Linked DNA regions of Mus musculus: region 1 is linked to region 2. The links are chromatin loops, found by intact Hi-C in ENCODE. Cell type or tissue: heart. All regions are shown on one strand. Links, peaks and the distances in the headings refer to the core of each region. The heading gives the core; the rest is flanking DNA.

What was found. Hi-C counts contacts between places; a loop is a spot of excess contacts. Peaks named below come from ENCODE experiments on the same cell type or tissue, not always from the same donor. Only the 100,000 strongest peaks of a DNase experiment are listed, where the experiment ranks them.
Region 1: a loop joins it to region 2, with 2.1 times the contacts of the local background. A loop is called at or near these places in 2 of 42 quality-filtered maps.

The regions. Positions count from the first base shown.
Region 1 is chr5:140,055,141-140,058,049 of GRCm38, forward strand. All of the region lies in intron 17 of Mad1l1 (MAD1 mitotic arrest deficient 1-like 1), which reads right to left. Among named protein-coding and RNA genes, the nearest start is that of Gm30492, 39 kb to the right of the region's middle. In heart, for the core only: no CTCF peak of the experiment used is centred there; a DNase peak (open chromatin) is centred at 1,351.
Region 2 is chr5:140,138,950-140,141,858 of GRCm38, forward strand. All of the region lies in intron 12 of Mad1l1 (MAD1 mitotic arrest deficient 1-like 1), which reads right to left. Among named protein-coding and RNA genes, the nearest start is that of Gm30492, 45 kb to the left of the region's middle. In heart, for the core only: a CTCF peak has its summit at 1,463 (motif pointing left); DNase peaks (open chromatin) are centred at 1,452 and 2,582.

The DNA of each region.
Region 1 (2,909 bases), core at 133-2,632, 84 kb before region 2:
TAGATCTCATTGTTATCTTGGCAGACAGGAAGCCTCCAGAAGCCGGCCTCTGCCAACAGGAGCCTGTGAATGGGCCTGATTGCCTGTCAGGGGGGAAAGAGGGAGGGCGAGAGCGGTGGACTGCCTTCTCTACCCAATGCTCTGTCTCTCCCAGGGCCTGTTGGACAGCTGCCTGTCACCCACTTTTGGCTGAACTGCCCCCGCACAGGGACCAGAGGGCCCTTCTTCTTGCTTACACAGAAGGTCAGGTCGCATGTGGCACAGAGTGGAGCAGTGAGGAAGCTGAGTTACCACAGAGACATCGGTACAAAGCTGCAAGCCCTGAGAAAGAATAAACCTTCCATGGCAGCCTCTCTTCAGACAGTGTTCCTTCTAGCAGTGGCGTCTTTAGGGGGCCAGGGGTGGGAGCAGTAGCCAACATGGTGCTTGGTACCTGGGATAGCATTCAACTGGCCAGGACCTCACCTTTGATTCCAGCTTCAGCACCAAGGGAGGGACAGCTCCCAAAGCAGTGGCTGCAAATCCCAGCTCCTAAAGTGGGCACAGGCAAACCCAGAGCAGTACAAGTAGGGTGTGGCACACAGCTACATCCAGAGGTCTGCTTCATCCTGCACTCCTTTCCCTGCTCTTCCAAATCTCCCTTTCTGGGCTCCACGGTGGCCTACAGCAGTGGCCTGTGCCCTGTGCATTGTGACCCCTTGGGAGTCAAATGACCCATTCACAGGGGTCACCTAAGACCTTTGGAAAACACAGATACTTATATTATGATTCATAACAGTAGCAAAATTACAGTTATGAAGTAGCAATAAAAATAATTTTATAGCGGGGGGTCGGGGGAATGTTACCACAACACAAGGAACTGTATTAAAGGGTCTCAGCATTAGGAAGGTTGGGAACCACTGGCCTACAGCTGTGAGTGATCAGACAGTCACTCCACCCCCATTGTTTCCATGATCCTATGAATGCAAAGAGGGTAGGAGGAGGGTAGAGAGATAGAAGTCTGATGTGCACGGAGGGCAGCTTCTGGGTGAGCAAGGAGACCCTCTCTAGAGTGGAACCCCATCAGTGTCAGAGTCCACTGTGTCCCAGCTGCTGCCAGCAATGCCCAAGGCTCTATCTCCTTATCCCACCAGACAGAAAACATACCCTTCCCATCTTTGGGTTTCACTTCCCCATTGGCCCACCCTGTTCCTAACTCTGCTCTAATCCTGGCCACTTATGATGTTCTTTTAGATCTGGTGACATTTGAGAAAGCTCTATGGTGACCTGGCAGAAGCAGGAATGCTTGGCTAGAATGTGACCCTGGAGTGTCCGGGACACAGGCACTGCTGTGAGAAATCTGCCAAGCTGGGTGCATGCTGGCAGGCTGGCTGGGTGGATAGCACTGCTCTGCCACCATTGCCACTTCCACAGCAGCACTAATAACAGCCAGTAGCTAAAGAAGGCCATGTGTTCCCGGCTTTTGCTCTTTAGGCTGTTGGCTGTTCTACTAGGGACAGCCCCAGGATGAAATCTCGGTGTCCCTTATTGAGCCCAGGATTCCTCACTCAGCCTCTTGCTCTGTTGCTTAGGAAGGCGCTGTGAGACAGAACAGCTGGGGCTGGGGTGAGCCACAGCCAGCAGAGGAGGTGGAGAAGGTGGGCTATAGTGGGTGCCACAGTGGGAGTCACGGCAGCAGACAAAGGTTTGATCATGGTGGGAGCCAGGAAGACAGAGGGAGGGGGCAGACCATAGTGGGAGCCACAGCAACATAGAGGATAAGGACTTGGCTGTGGTAGCCTGAGTCAGAGGTAGGACCTTCAAGCTGCCCCCGGTAGTAGTGATCTTTCCTTTGTGCATGACACTAAGGGCCTCTAACAAACTCTCAAGAGGTCCTGTGGGTGCCCATAACCTGGGCCTAATCTCTGCCCACACCAGGAAGTTGAGGGTGGTTGCTTTGTCCCTTTCTCAGGCTCTTTGTTCTTTGAGTACCTTCCACAGCTTTTGTCCCTGCTATGCTATGGAGGAAGATGGACAGGGCACTTGGCCCATCCAGTGCACACCCACTGTGTGAGCACCAGGTGGAGGCTGGGTGAGTGTAAGCTGCAGGAGGCTGAGGGATACATATGGGCTAATCCATGAAGTGGGGCTGTGGGTGGGCCTGACAATGTGCTGCCCTGGGATGGATGGACCGCTTCCTGACTCCTGAGTAGTACAAAGGACACATGTCGATCACTACCTGGTTTCCCCTACTTTGTTCTTATCACTTGTCCCGTGGCCTGACCATTGATGACAAGGAGCTGAAGGCAGGGCTACCTGCCAGCGTAGACATGCTATCCCTAGGTATATAATAGCAGAGCCATGGCCACACAGGGCCCCAGGCCAAGGCAGTGCTCTCTGAGAACTGGAGCTGCTCCCCATCGCTGTCTGTCCTGTAGCACCTTACCCCAGTGGACTTGGAACACCTCACAGGCTAAGCTTCCTGTAGGGCATTGGGGGGTGACTTAGGGCCAAGACAACAAGACTTTCAGAGCTTCTTCTATGAGCAACTGTACCTCCCTGGGAACCTGGGGCGTCATGCCTGATCTGTGTGGGATGGATGGAGGAAGCATAGCAGGCAGGCAAATTTGCTCTGTGTGTTTACAAGGCTGCTTCAAAAGGCAGAGGCAAGGCAGCTATGAAGGTCACATCTACACTACAGTGGAAATGTGAAAGCTTCATCAGGGAGCGATAAACCCTGAGCAAATCTCAGCCCATGCCCATATACCACCCTGGCTGGATGCAGGCCTTTGCCTGGCTAGCCTACACCTCTTTGGCAGGAGCCATGGCCACAGACACCCAGCCTGCTCTCATCATGGAACAGTGAGCACAGGGCTGGTAAGAATGGTATCCAGTCAAGGAACCTGCAGCCCCATATAGAGAGGCACTAA
Region 2 (2,909 bases), core at 262-2,761:
GCCATCTTGACTAACAGAGTAGCCTTAGATGGGTAGAGTGTACCTGCTGGACCTCAGAATGAGATAGAACCAAGCTGTGGCTGTCTTGGCCCAGTAGTGCTCTCCTCAAAAGGGTAGGGGCTGGAGATGACAGCAAGGCCATAGGTCTTCATGTGAAGTACACAGTTGTTGGAGTTTGGTCTGTTGTTTGTTTGTTTGTTTGTTTATTTATTTGGTTTTTCGAGACAGGGTTTCTCTATATATCCCTGGCTGTCCTGGAACTCACTTTGTAGACCAGGCTGGCCTCGAACTCAGAAATCCGCCTGCCTCTACCTCACGAGTGCTGGGATTAAAGGCGTGTGCCACCATGCCCGGCGTTTGGTCTGTTGTTTTGTACTGTAATGAGAAACTCTGTACCCAAAGGTCTAGGCCTACGAGGATATTCTCATGTTTACAAGCTTTTGCTGTGCAAACCTTGTTCCTTGATTTAAAACAATTGGTTAAATAAGATTGGCTATGGACAATTACTGGAGGAACTTCTAGTAGGTAGGTTTGGAGTTCCCTTGTTGGGGGTGGAGAAGAGAGAGGTGTGAGAAGAGGCCAGGAGGAAAAGGAAGAAGAATAAGAGGAGAAGAGGAAGCCACCATAAGAGGAGATGGGGCCATGGCGTAGTCAGGAGAAACAGCAAGTATCTGGGGTATCCCACTAGAGAGGTAGCCAGGCCAGCAGTTAGAAGAGTAAATTAGGGTGACCCCCAGTAACTGTCAAAGCCAAATAAAATAACCATAGTCCGAGTCTCATTTATTCATAAGCTAGCTGGAGATAAGCTTAAAGTGGTTGTACAACATTCAGGGGCTGGTGATGACCAGGGTCTGGGCTTTAAACAGCAAGCTGTATGGCTTCTGTAGGAACAGCTTCCTGGCTCACTGTGGCAGGGATCTTTCCTACCAGTCATCCTCATAAGTCACCTTAAATCCCCAGAACTGACTCAGGACATACCCCTCCTGACTCACCAAGGCCCCAGGAGCCCACATCTGCCTGTCCAGAGGCAACTTCTTCTTCCTTTGGCCTATGTATAGCTTGCCTTCTACGACAAAGTAAGACTGTTTGCCCATCTCCCTTCTCACTAAATGGAGACTCACAGGAAACCCAGCTGTACACTGGACTCTACAGAGCAGGTAACAGAATGGAAAGGAGTCGTGCTGAGGGAGGGAGTAACCTCCTAAATCCAAGCTCCAAGATAGCTGGGAAGTCGAAAGCCAAGGCCAGCCTTGGCCAAAGCTAAGGTCCTTCCAAACTCCCTCCACAACAGACCACTCAGCTGTGGGACTCTCACACCTGCCTGCTCCTTGCCTCTGATCAATATGTGCCCAGGTCCCCATTATTCCCTCCTCCAGGCCATCCTTTCCTGCATCTGACCTAACCCCCACCAGGCCAGTGGTGAGGCCCAGAAAGCAGTGAGCCTGTCTGCTGCCACCTGGTGGAGGCAGAAGGTGTATGGTTCCCCACTCCAGTGAATTAGGACCCCCTGGTTGGCTTCCTCCTCTAGACTGCTAAATCCAGCTACTATTCCATCCTCAAAGGGCTGGATCTGCCAGACCTTGTGCTCCTCAAGGGCCCTACAGTATGAGGAGGACTCTAGTGGGGACAGGGAATTCTGTGATTGACTGGGCACAACTGTCTCTCAGTGACTCCTGTGAAAATGCGGCAAGTGTCTGAATACATGGCCACTCTAGACAGCAAAGGTTGCATACCCAGCATAAATAGCAGAGCCACAGGCTGAGGAGAAAAGCCACTAGGGCTCTGCTCACAGGAGCCTAACTCACCACAGCCATGATACCAGCACACCTAGGCCCAAAGGAGGAAGGTCACTGAGGGCCAGCCTGCTTCAAGAGGCCAGAGTGCCCATGCATAGGAGGACCAACTGTAACAGGAATCTCCAAGGTGTGTATGTTGGGGAGGGGGGCTCCTCACCCTCCCTCATCTGGACTAAACTGATGAACACTCACAGTGACGATGACTATGAAATAGCAAGAGCACCTTGCTCCACCCAGCTGAGCCTCCAACTGGCTTTCCCATAACCCTGGGACACAAAACAGGAGGAAGAACCTGCCAACCTTACATCCTGCAGGGAAAGGTAGGGTGCTTGACATATACCCATGAGCAGGGTGACAGCGAGATGCTGACAGGGAGCATATATCTGCTGGAGCTGAATCCTGACAACACTGGTCACTTGACACAAAACATTGGCTGTGCCCTGACGATCATCTTCCTAAGGACCTATGTGGAATGCATATGGCAGCACAGATGAGATCTCTCAGTGAGAAAATACCAGGGAGCTGCAAGGTGTCAGAGAGCAGACCCACAAATCTCTCCTCGTTGGCGTTTCTCATGGAGCTAAATGTGCTGTAATAAAACAACTATTAACACACTTACATTGATGATGGCACAGCTCACTAGAACCCCAGTTAACCTTTCAGATGAGGCTGGAGAGCTGGGTTGTGGCAGCTCACAGCAGCCCCAGTGGATTGCACTCCTGGCTACTGGCCACCTGTGAGACATTGGAACAAGTGTGCAGCCAGAGAGTGGAGTGGGGAGATAAGCGCAGGACCCAGGCAGGTTCCACAACTCGTGTGACTTGCTTTATTCTGCCAAGAGTGTCAGTGAGGGATTCTCCTCCGTGCAGGGACAGCATAGGCCCAATGTGCCTGGTGAGAATCTCATGGGCAGAAAGAACAAGCAGCCAGCCTGGATTGTGGCCTCTTCATATGGCACAGCCTTGCCACAAGCCATCGCCAGAGCTGAAGCTCAGCAGCTCCCACTCTAGTCATGCCCCAGTCTTGCCCCAGTGAGACCTATAGCTGTCCTCTGAGCTGTGAATCCAAAGGTGCTTCCTGACTTTCCCAGATAGGTTACAGCAGTGTCATGCA